Regions from separate parts of the Homo sapiens genome. Here region 2 is linked to region 1. Evidence: read pairs that join two places in POLR2A ChIA-PET (ENCODE). Cell type or tissue: endothelial cell of umbilical vein. All regions are shown on one strand. Each heading gives the region's core, and the rest is flanking DNA. Links, peaks and the distances in the headings are about the cores only. Region 1 has its middle 25 kb from the start of LINC02267. Region 2 overlaps LINC02267 (long intergenic non-protein coding RNA 2267).

Region 1 (4,409 bases), core at 225-4,224:
CAGGCATGAGCCACCACCCTTGGCTAATTTTGTATTTTTAGTAGAGACGGGGTATCTCCTTGTTGGTCAGGCTGGTCTCGAACTCCTGACCTCAGGTGATCCACCCACCTCAGCCTCCCAAAGTGCTGGGATTACAGGCATGAGCCACTGTGCCTGAAATACTACAGGCTCATTTTCATAGCGTAAGAGACTCCCCCAACACCCCCCCCAAATAACTCTTCTTAGCTCTACCACTTTTAATGTTACTTTATTTTTTTAACTTTGCTACTGACAACCTTGTTGCTAATTACTATTTCTGTCCTCCTGTACCCCCAGTTCCCCATGCTCTAGGCTAGGCCTAAACCTGTTTATGATTTATGGGTAAGTAATCAGCATGAATTCTTCTTTTTGAACATATTGCTTCAGCATTAACTGCTATAATGTATATATCCCTTATATACTCTCTATTAAGCGTCACTATAGTTTGTTCACTGTTCTTTTATACCAGCTATACCGCGTATGATTTCAGTCCCCATCTAGACAAGGGCAAGTAAGCATGGCCATCTCTTCTTTAAGTTTCTTTGAAACATGCTGGGAAAACTTGACCTGCTGATTTGTAGCCCTTTTCTCTCTGACAAACCTCACTCACTACCTTTTCATATTACCATGCCAACTGCACATTCCAGACTCAGTAGAAAAGCTCCTTAGGATGGCCCTAAGGTGTTGGCACTGCAGATATAAATCTGTGCTTAGTCTCCTCTCCATCATTCTGTTCCTCCTGCTGCAGCCCACTTTTCAAATGAACTGGAACATTAGCATAGCTTTCCACCGGGCATGACTCGAGGATGGGCAGGTGAGAGGCTAGGTATGTGACAAGGACAGCACAAAGTCACGTTAGACTGCTCTGTGGCAAAGAGGAATTAATCCAACAAAGTCATTTCAAAATATTGTATTTTCAATAATTGTAATAAAATAATATTAGCTGCTCCATTATGACTACCATCTATTGATTGCCTACCATTTAAGAGATGCCATATTAGTTTCAAATGTATAGCATTTTGCCAACTTTCACAATACCGTAGGAAGGTATTATTGCCTCAGCCTTATAAACGAGTAAACAGAGTACTGTTAACTTACCAAAAATTAAATCACTAATATGTAAGCATGGTTTAAGAATTATTCCAGGGTCATTTCACTCCAAAATTTTGCTGCTTGTTTTTGTAAGCAGAAGTAAACAAGTATGCTGTAGGACTAAGTAAGTCCTATCTATCTATCTATCTATCTATCTATCTATCTATCTATCTATCTATCGATATCTATATAGATATATATGTGTGTGTATATATAATATGTATATATCTGTGTGTGCATAAAGAAAGAGAAAGAGGTACATGGGCTTGTATATGTGTGTGTGTGTGTATAAATTGGGAGAGCAAAATACAGATGAAATAAGAGATGACAGGAGAATTATTTCAAAGTATTTTTTCTTATATAATGTGTTGACAATCATACATTTTTATGTTACTTTTAACCCAGCTATAGGAGTTAATGAGCCCTAAGAATTAAGGAATATGACTTCATAATGTATTTCCATGTTTCATCAATTGTATTAGATGGAAGGGTAAGACTAGAAGGCTCTCCAAATCAGGTCGTTCATGCCCAGAATTGTTCTTGGAAATGTACAGCTGTCTAAAAAATGACATCCAATCACTTCAATACAATGCTGACACCCCTATAGCAAAACTTCACAAACATGCTGCTAATACATTGGAAACATCTGGTTGAAAGTTTTATTAAATGTTACTTTCCAATAGACAATTACAACAATTGAATTATGCTATATTGAATTGTTGCAGAATGAGGTGAACATGGGTCTAGGAAATTGAAAATCTGAGTTAAGTCTGAAATTTCCCTCCTATTACCAATAGGACTATGAGCAAACAGACTAAATTATCACAGCCATAGTGATTTTATTTATAAAGTAGAATGATATTTATACATTTGTACAATTGTGAGGATGAAATGAGATAATGTGTATAAAGCACTCTACTAATGTTTGTATACTATTATTATCATTATGCTCTTTAAAACATAAAACAACATTGCATTGCAATTTTCCCACTGGTTCTGTTCTATACACAGATTGAAATAGAACTTCTTATTGTGAATTATAATGAAAAAAGTTGAGTAATTGTGAGTATAAATGTGAATAATAGTTTTTCAAGAGAATACTGGAAATAGCAAAGTTTCTGAAAAAACCCATTATATTTAAGTATATTAATGCAATTATAAGTAATTATAGAAGATTTTAACAAACATTGTTTTTTGGCTTGTTATATATATTAAATAACCAAAGACCAAAATAGAAAATTGAATTCCATAAAGAAGTCACTTCATAAATTATTCAATTTGAATGGTTTAAGCTGATTTAAGAATGGTACTCCTAGGTACCTCAATTAAGACAGCAGCCTAAGGTCAGTTTCAGAGTAAGCATGGAAATGTGAACCGTTTTGTTGCGTGCAACAGACTAGTATCTGAAAGTGACTTTTAGGAAATACAATTTTGTACAAACTCACGGAGCTGGCTTGATGTCAGTTATTATTCATTTTCATTTTCCAGTGTGCTTGATTTCTACCACAGCAGCAAAAATGTAAGTCAAAGAAAGGGCTGACCAAGTAATTACTGGTATTGAAATGTTGATTAATAGAGATGAAAATCTCATTTATATTAGTCACAGATACATTTAGGATAAACAGACAGACTTAAACTATGTGAAGGAAATTTATAAAATGGGAACTTTTCATTGAACACTAACAAAGGATTAAGAATTCACTTAAATAAAGCCTCTCACATTAAATATGCATTTTTATCTATAAAAAAATACTAAAACAAAACTTTCTTGCTCTTTAATATTGATGTAAAAGAATGTGTTATTTTTTTTCTTCCACCGCTTACCTTATGGTAAAATTTACTATTTTTATCTGCAGATAAACTTCAACAATCTAAATTGACCATATTTCAGTATTTAAACAATCTCCAAACAAAACCAAAACAATAAAACTGTATCACATAGAAAGTCATTGCAGAAATTTTATTATTTAAAATTACCTGGTGAAAATATCCTGTTTTAACTGGTATGAAAAAATGCTTCAAAGTCTATCTCACTAGTTCAGATAAATTTTACATATTATTTTAAATGGCAGATAAATTTTGTATATTGTGTTGTTAACACATAAACATTTGGGCAAAGTTTTAGCTTATATTCATTTGCTCTTTGAATTTTTCTAACAAAAATGATAAGCAGGAGCAGCAAGATTTCACTGCATCTAAGCAATAGCTTCTGGGGAGAGGCTCAAGTTGGATGTTCATGAATAAAAATCTCTATTCAGAGAAATGTTTACCTTTTAAGATTATCAAACTGAAAATAATCTGAAGATAATAACATCTTTTTTTGTAATGCCACCAAAATTTTCTCTTGAAACATCAAATCTAGTTATGGAATACTCATTAGTAAAATCACTCAGTGGTACCTTGTGATAAGTAGGGTGAAGCTTGGTATTCTGATCATGATATAAAACACTGTGCATGTCCGAATCACTTGGAGAGCTTGTTCAAACACAGATTTCTAAGCCTACTAAGTAGCAATGAGATGTGGTTTAGTAGTATTTCTAACAATTTCTCAGGATGCTGATGGTGCTGGCCCAGGAGCTTAAGACTAGCCTAGACAACATAGTGAGACCTTGTCTATACATTTTTTTTTTTTTAATTTACCAGGCATGATGGCAAACACCTGTAATCCCAGGGACTTTGGAGGCTAAGGTGGAAAGATTGCTTAAACCCAGTAGTTCAAGATTGCAGTGGGCTATGATTGCACCACTACACTCCAGCCTGGGTGACAAAGTGAGACCCTGTCTCTGAAAAAAAAAAAAAAGAAAAAAGAGAATTGTTCTATTGTTCCAGCTACTTGTATTTCCTGACCAACTCAACTGCATCGTGTTTGTTGTCTCTCTAATTATTCCTTATGCCACTTTCTCTGCCCAGAAGAAATACATTTTGTCTTCCACATGCCTAACTCTGAATTGTTATTCAAAACAGAACTCAAGAAAACCTTTTTCTTTTTCTTACTTTTTTTACTCCTTAGTCCTTTAGGCTGAGTTAGAAGCCTCTCTTCTGTGCTCTCATAGAATCCTGTGCATGTGTCCATTATTTTACATAGCACAATGTATGGTAATTGCTTGTTTTGTAACCTTTCCACCAGGTTCTGAATGTCTTGAGGGCAGAGACCATGTATAGTTAATATTTGCATCTCTAAAATCATTATGATATGGGGCATTCCAAAAAATTTACGTTGATTTGAAATGCTCTCTTGTGCTTCTTCTACATACAAACTTTAAAAAATGATCAACAAATACACAGTTAGCAAGAAAGAA
Region 2 (4,409 bases), core at 343-4,342, 57 kb before region 1:
TTATTTTAATTTCAACTCTTATTAAGCACATGTGATTTCCGTTCATAAATTTCCATTCCTGCTACTCTTCTGTGAAGAAAATCCAGCATATCTGTTTGTGTTGGTGGGGCGAACAAGGAGGACAGTGGACAAAAAAGGCCAAGAAAACAAAAAGCAACATTTCATCTACTTTGACATGGAAACATGGTACCTAACTTGATTTTTTAAATATCTGGAGAAAACTGTCAAGAACTGTGAGTAATTTGAGATTTTATCCTATATGCAAGCTAGCATGTTAGCCTCTTACAGTTTTATACATGTCAGAAGACACTAGAGGTAATGGACTGTATTATGCATAGCACAGCAGGCAGCATGAGCTTTATATACTCAGTGGTCCCCTGTTGTTTTCCAAGTCCCAGAGGGATGATACAGAGACAGGCATTTGTGAACAAATGCCATTGAGAATGATCTCCCAAAAGGACAACAACTGAAGTGGCATTTAGTTTATCTCTTTCCCTTAAGATACATTATGTTTTTAACATTGCAGGTAATTTATTAAGACATATTTAGATTTATTTTACTTTTATTTTACATTGCCTTCATTAAAATGTGATGATAAACCTTCAAAACATGGTAGTTACAAAAATTATATCTATTGGTATGACATATGAAGTCCAAAATGATAGTTCCAATTACTAGGTAATTCTTCTTCAAGTCATAGTACAATAAGTCTAGCTTATTCCACAGTGTTATTCTGCCATGCTCAACACAAGGTTTCCAAGTTTGCTATGTGGGTGATCTCCATTCTAACCAGCTGAAAATGAAAAAGATCTCAGTGGATCATATATGGGAGAGGTTTATGTTGCATGGGAGGGAAAATTGTTTTCTCTCTACACTTTTTGAGTTCTGAATTCTCCAGTAACAAACAACAGATTAACAAGAAAGGAAACAAACAGAAGCTTATTAACATGTATACCTAATGTATACCCGAGAGATACCCAGAGAAGTGAGTACATTTTAAAGAGGTGCCTTAGAGTTCAGACTTCAACTGAAACAAAGAAAGAAAGGCCTTGGGGTGATAATGCAACTATGGGAGGTGAGCAGGAAAAGCACAGTAAACAAGGGTAAGATTTGTTGTGCAGATTTAAGTCTGTGCCTTCTACATTGACAAGCTTTTCTAATAATTTAGAGTCATTCATCTCTCCCTGGAGCAGAGTGGGAGGGTTCCCTTACAAATGGAAATTTCCTTTATAGGTGCAAATTTTTCTTACAAAAGGATAACTTCTACTCTAATTTCAGAGCTTCCCCTTGTCTGTAGTTTCTCAAAAAAAAAAAAATCAGCTCAAAATCATCCTTAAGCCAAAGATGCATATTTTGGGGTGGCATATTTTGGTATCCTATAATGGGCTTGAAAGTGGCAAACATTTTATCTGCAATCCACTGATTACCCTGTGGTCATATGATCATATCTAACTGCAAGGAAAGCTGGGAAATGTAGTTTAGTTTTGTGTTTAAGATGAGGAATTGATTTTAGTAGTTTGGGTCATAAATTTAGGCTTTTAAAAATCCGTCTCTAGAAGAAAATATCTAAAATATACATGGAATTTCATTTTGAATATTTCTGTGTGCTTTGAGTAGATCCACTATGGTACAGAATTTATTTCAAATTACTTTCCCACAAACTGAATGTAATTTTGATGTGACACAAATGCATTATTTGTTAATCCTTTATGTCACATAGAAATTTAGGGGATTCAACAGCATGATTTAAATCCAACTCAAAGGAATGTTTATAAATGGAATGCCATAAAATAGCAAAAATGAAAAAAAAATGAGGATATTGAAATGCTTGTATCCAAAGAAATCAAAACCATTTCAGGGAACAGGGATCTTCCTTAAATATTTTATTATATTTAGAAGAAAGTAAGAAATCTGGTTTATTTATAATGGTCCCTGGCTCAACTTATTTATCCCCACTGCATGCAGAGAAGAAAGGAAACAGCTTAGCAAGGTCATAAGCCCCGGCCACATGGATAGAAATAAAAAGGGTGAATCAGCTTCTTATGAGTAAAATGTAACTTACTGGATGGCTTAGATCTTTGAACAATTTTATCAGAAATCCCTCCTTCCTTTTGAGGAACTAGAAAGCATACCAATATTGGGAATGAAGAATAGCTGTTTTTTTTCTCTACTTATATCTATCTTACTCTAAATTGAATTTAATTTTTTTAACCACTTCATTTTAGTTTCTCATGTTTATAATCTCACTGTGATATTAGCATTGTTCAAATGTGTTTTGTGCATGATCTCTGCTTTTATCTCTCTGTATATTCTCAGCATTATTCAGAAACCATTTTTCTCCTTGTTGCTACGTGCAGTTTCTAGGGTATTTTTTGCCATTAATTTTGTTTCTCAAAATAACCTCCACACTTTCTCTTTGAGAAGAAGCCTCACAGAATGAATAAACATTCTAAATCAAGCTAATATCAGAAGATTTTAGTCTTAAAAAGTGAACAGGTGTCATCATTCCTCTCAGTTATTATGTTTAATGATAATGTTGGAGATACCTTCTTTAAATATTTAGTTTAATATGCTACACAGAAATTTGGAGAAAGCTAAGAATTATATGTTTAATCTTCTTTTTACTCTCCCTGCTCAAAACCTGTTAGAGCATGCTGTTCCAACTACAACAAAAACAGATACCATTTATTTAGCACTTACTGTTAGGGGTTCAAGGCCAAGCACTCCTTTCTCTTCCACATCAGGGTTCTGGCTGAAGAAATATACACATGAGGGTCTCTAGCCAAATGGAAATCAAGTAGCAATTTTACTAATTTGTGTAAGCAACTTAAAATGCCAAATGCAGGCAATCTTTTGCATGTTGGAGTGAAGAAAGACCAAGAGCTTACATAAAGGTCTAAAATGGCATCAACTCTCACAAACCAACCCTCAATCTTGAATCTTCTTTACTGTGATGTGCTACAGGAAGAGCTGGATCTGAAAGGGCCCAGGTAGCCACGAAGAAGAAAACTGCAATATTGTCTAATGCGCAAAGTACTCAAATTTACTTGTGAGGAAGCAAGAATTCCAGGATACTTTCTACGTATATTTTACATAAATTAATAAAAAAAGAAAGAAAGATGTTAGAGATGAAAACAAGCTGGGGAGAGTTGTTGCCTTCGCTATTTTGTGGAGGTGTGTTTTATAAAATGGTGGTTTTTTTTAATGTAATGCATGATGGAATCTTTTGGGCACGGGATTTTCTTTGTAGAGTTATTTTAATAAGAAAATCAATGTCTTTAAAGGTCATGGGCATATTCAGACTTTCTGTTTCATCTTCTATCAGTTTTGGTAAATTGTATAACTTCATTTAACATTTTGGTGTAGGACAGTTCTCCAGGTGACAGACCCAGTTCTCCCCCATTTCCTCATCTGTAGTTCTCAAGAAAAACTGTAGAATGTGATGGGAATGCAATATTCTGAGACAAGGAGGGACTAGCTAGACCAGCCCAGGCTTTGTTCCAATCCCCACCTAGAAACAGGATGTCCCTCAACATGTTAGCCCAGCATGTCACATTGCCACTGGGGTATAAAATCTGGGAAAGCTGCTTTTTGGGTTTCCTCAGCTGTGGTGCGAATAGGGCACATCTAGAGGAGACTCTATCCACCCTTCATAGCTTTCATAAGTCTTGTGGGGCTGGCTCACAATGAATCCCAGGCCTCTCTTGTCCCTTGCTGCCTGTTTATAACGATAAATCTGCTTCATGTAATTTACCACATATAAGCACTTTCTGTCTCACCAGAACCCCGATGACAATTTGGTAACCAGCACACAGTGAATTTATTTCACACTTAGTAGTACAGGTATGCTACCTAATAATAATTTGTCTAAAAAAATCTTTAGCTAACTGATAAATAATTGTTTCAATGAATGAGTATGGAATATCTCTCCTTATTTTGTGTGTCCTCATTAATTTCTTGGTTTTTTTTCCCCTTTATCTTCTTATTCTCTGTAGTCTTCAGATTAGATAATTTCTTTTTCTTAAACTTTTAAGTTCAAGGGTACATGTGCAGGTTTGTTATATAGATAACTTGCAGGTCAAATGGATTTGATGTACAAATTTTCTCATCACCCAGGTGATAAGCATAGTACCTGATAGGTAGTTTTTTGATTCTCACCCTACTGACACCCTCCATTCTGAAGTAAACTGTGGTGTCTATTGTTGCCTTCTTTGTGTACATATGTACTCAGTGTTTAGCTTCCACTTATAAGTGAGAAAACATGGTTTTGGTATTCTGTTCCTGGATTGGTTTACTTAGGTTAATGGACTCCAGCTCTATCTATATCCTTGCAAAGAACACGAGTTTTTTCCTTTTTTATGGTGGCATAGTATTCCATGATGCATATGTACAACATTTTCTTTATCCAG

The links. ChIA-PET counts read pairs that join two places held together with the same protein. Peaks named below come from ENCODE experiments on the same cell type or tissue, not always from the same donor. Only the 100,000 strongest peaks of a DNase experiment are listed, where the experiment ranks them.
Region 2: POLR2A ChIA-PET joins it to region 1 with 5 read pairs; 2 of 35 experiments call an interaction of 5 or more read pairs at or near these places.

What each region holds. Positions count from the first base shown.
Region 1 is chr4:96,283,233-96,287,641 of GRCh38, reverse strand. No RefSeq gene overlaps it. Among named protein-coding and RNA genes, the nearest start is that of LINC02267, 25 kb to the left of the region's middle. In endothelial cell of umbilical vein, for the core only: no CTCF peak of the experiment used is centred there; no DNase peak of the experiment used is centred there.
Region 2 is chr4:96,339,988-96,344,396 of GRCh38, reverse strand. All of the region lies in intron 1 of LINC02267 (long intergenic non-protein coding RNA 2267), which reads right to left. Among named protein-coding and RNA genes, the nearest start is that of LINC02267, 31 kb to the right of the region's middle. In endothelial cell of umbilical vein, for the core only: no CTCF peak of the experiment used is centred there; a DNase peak (open chromatin) is centred at 2,006.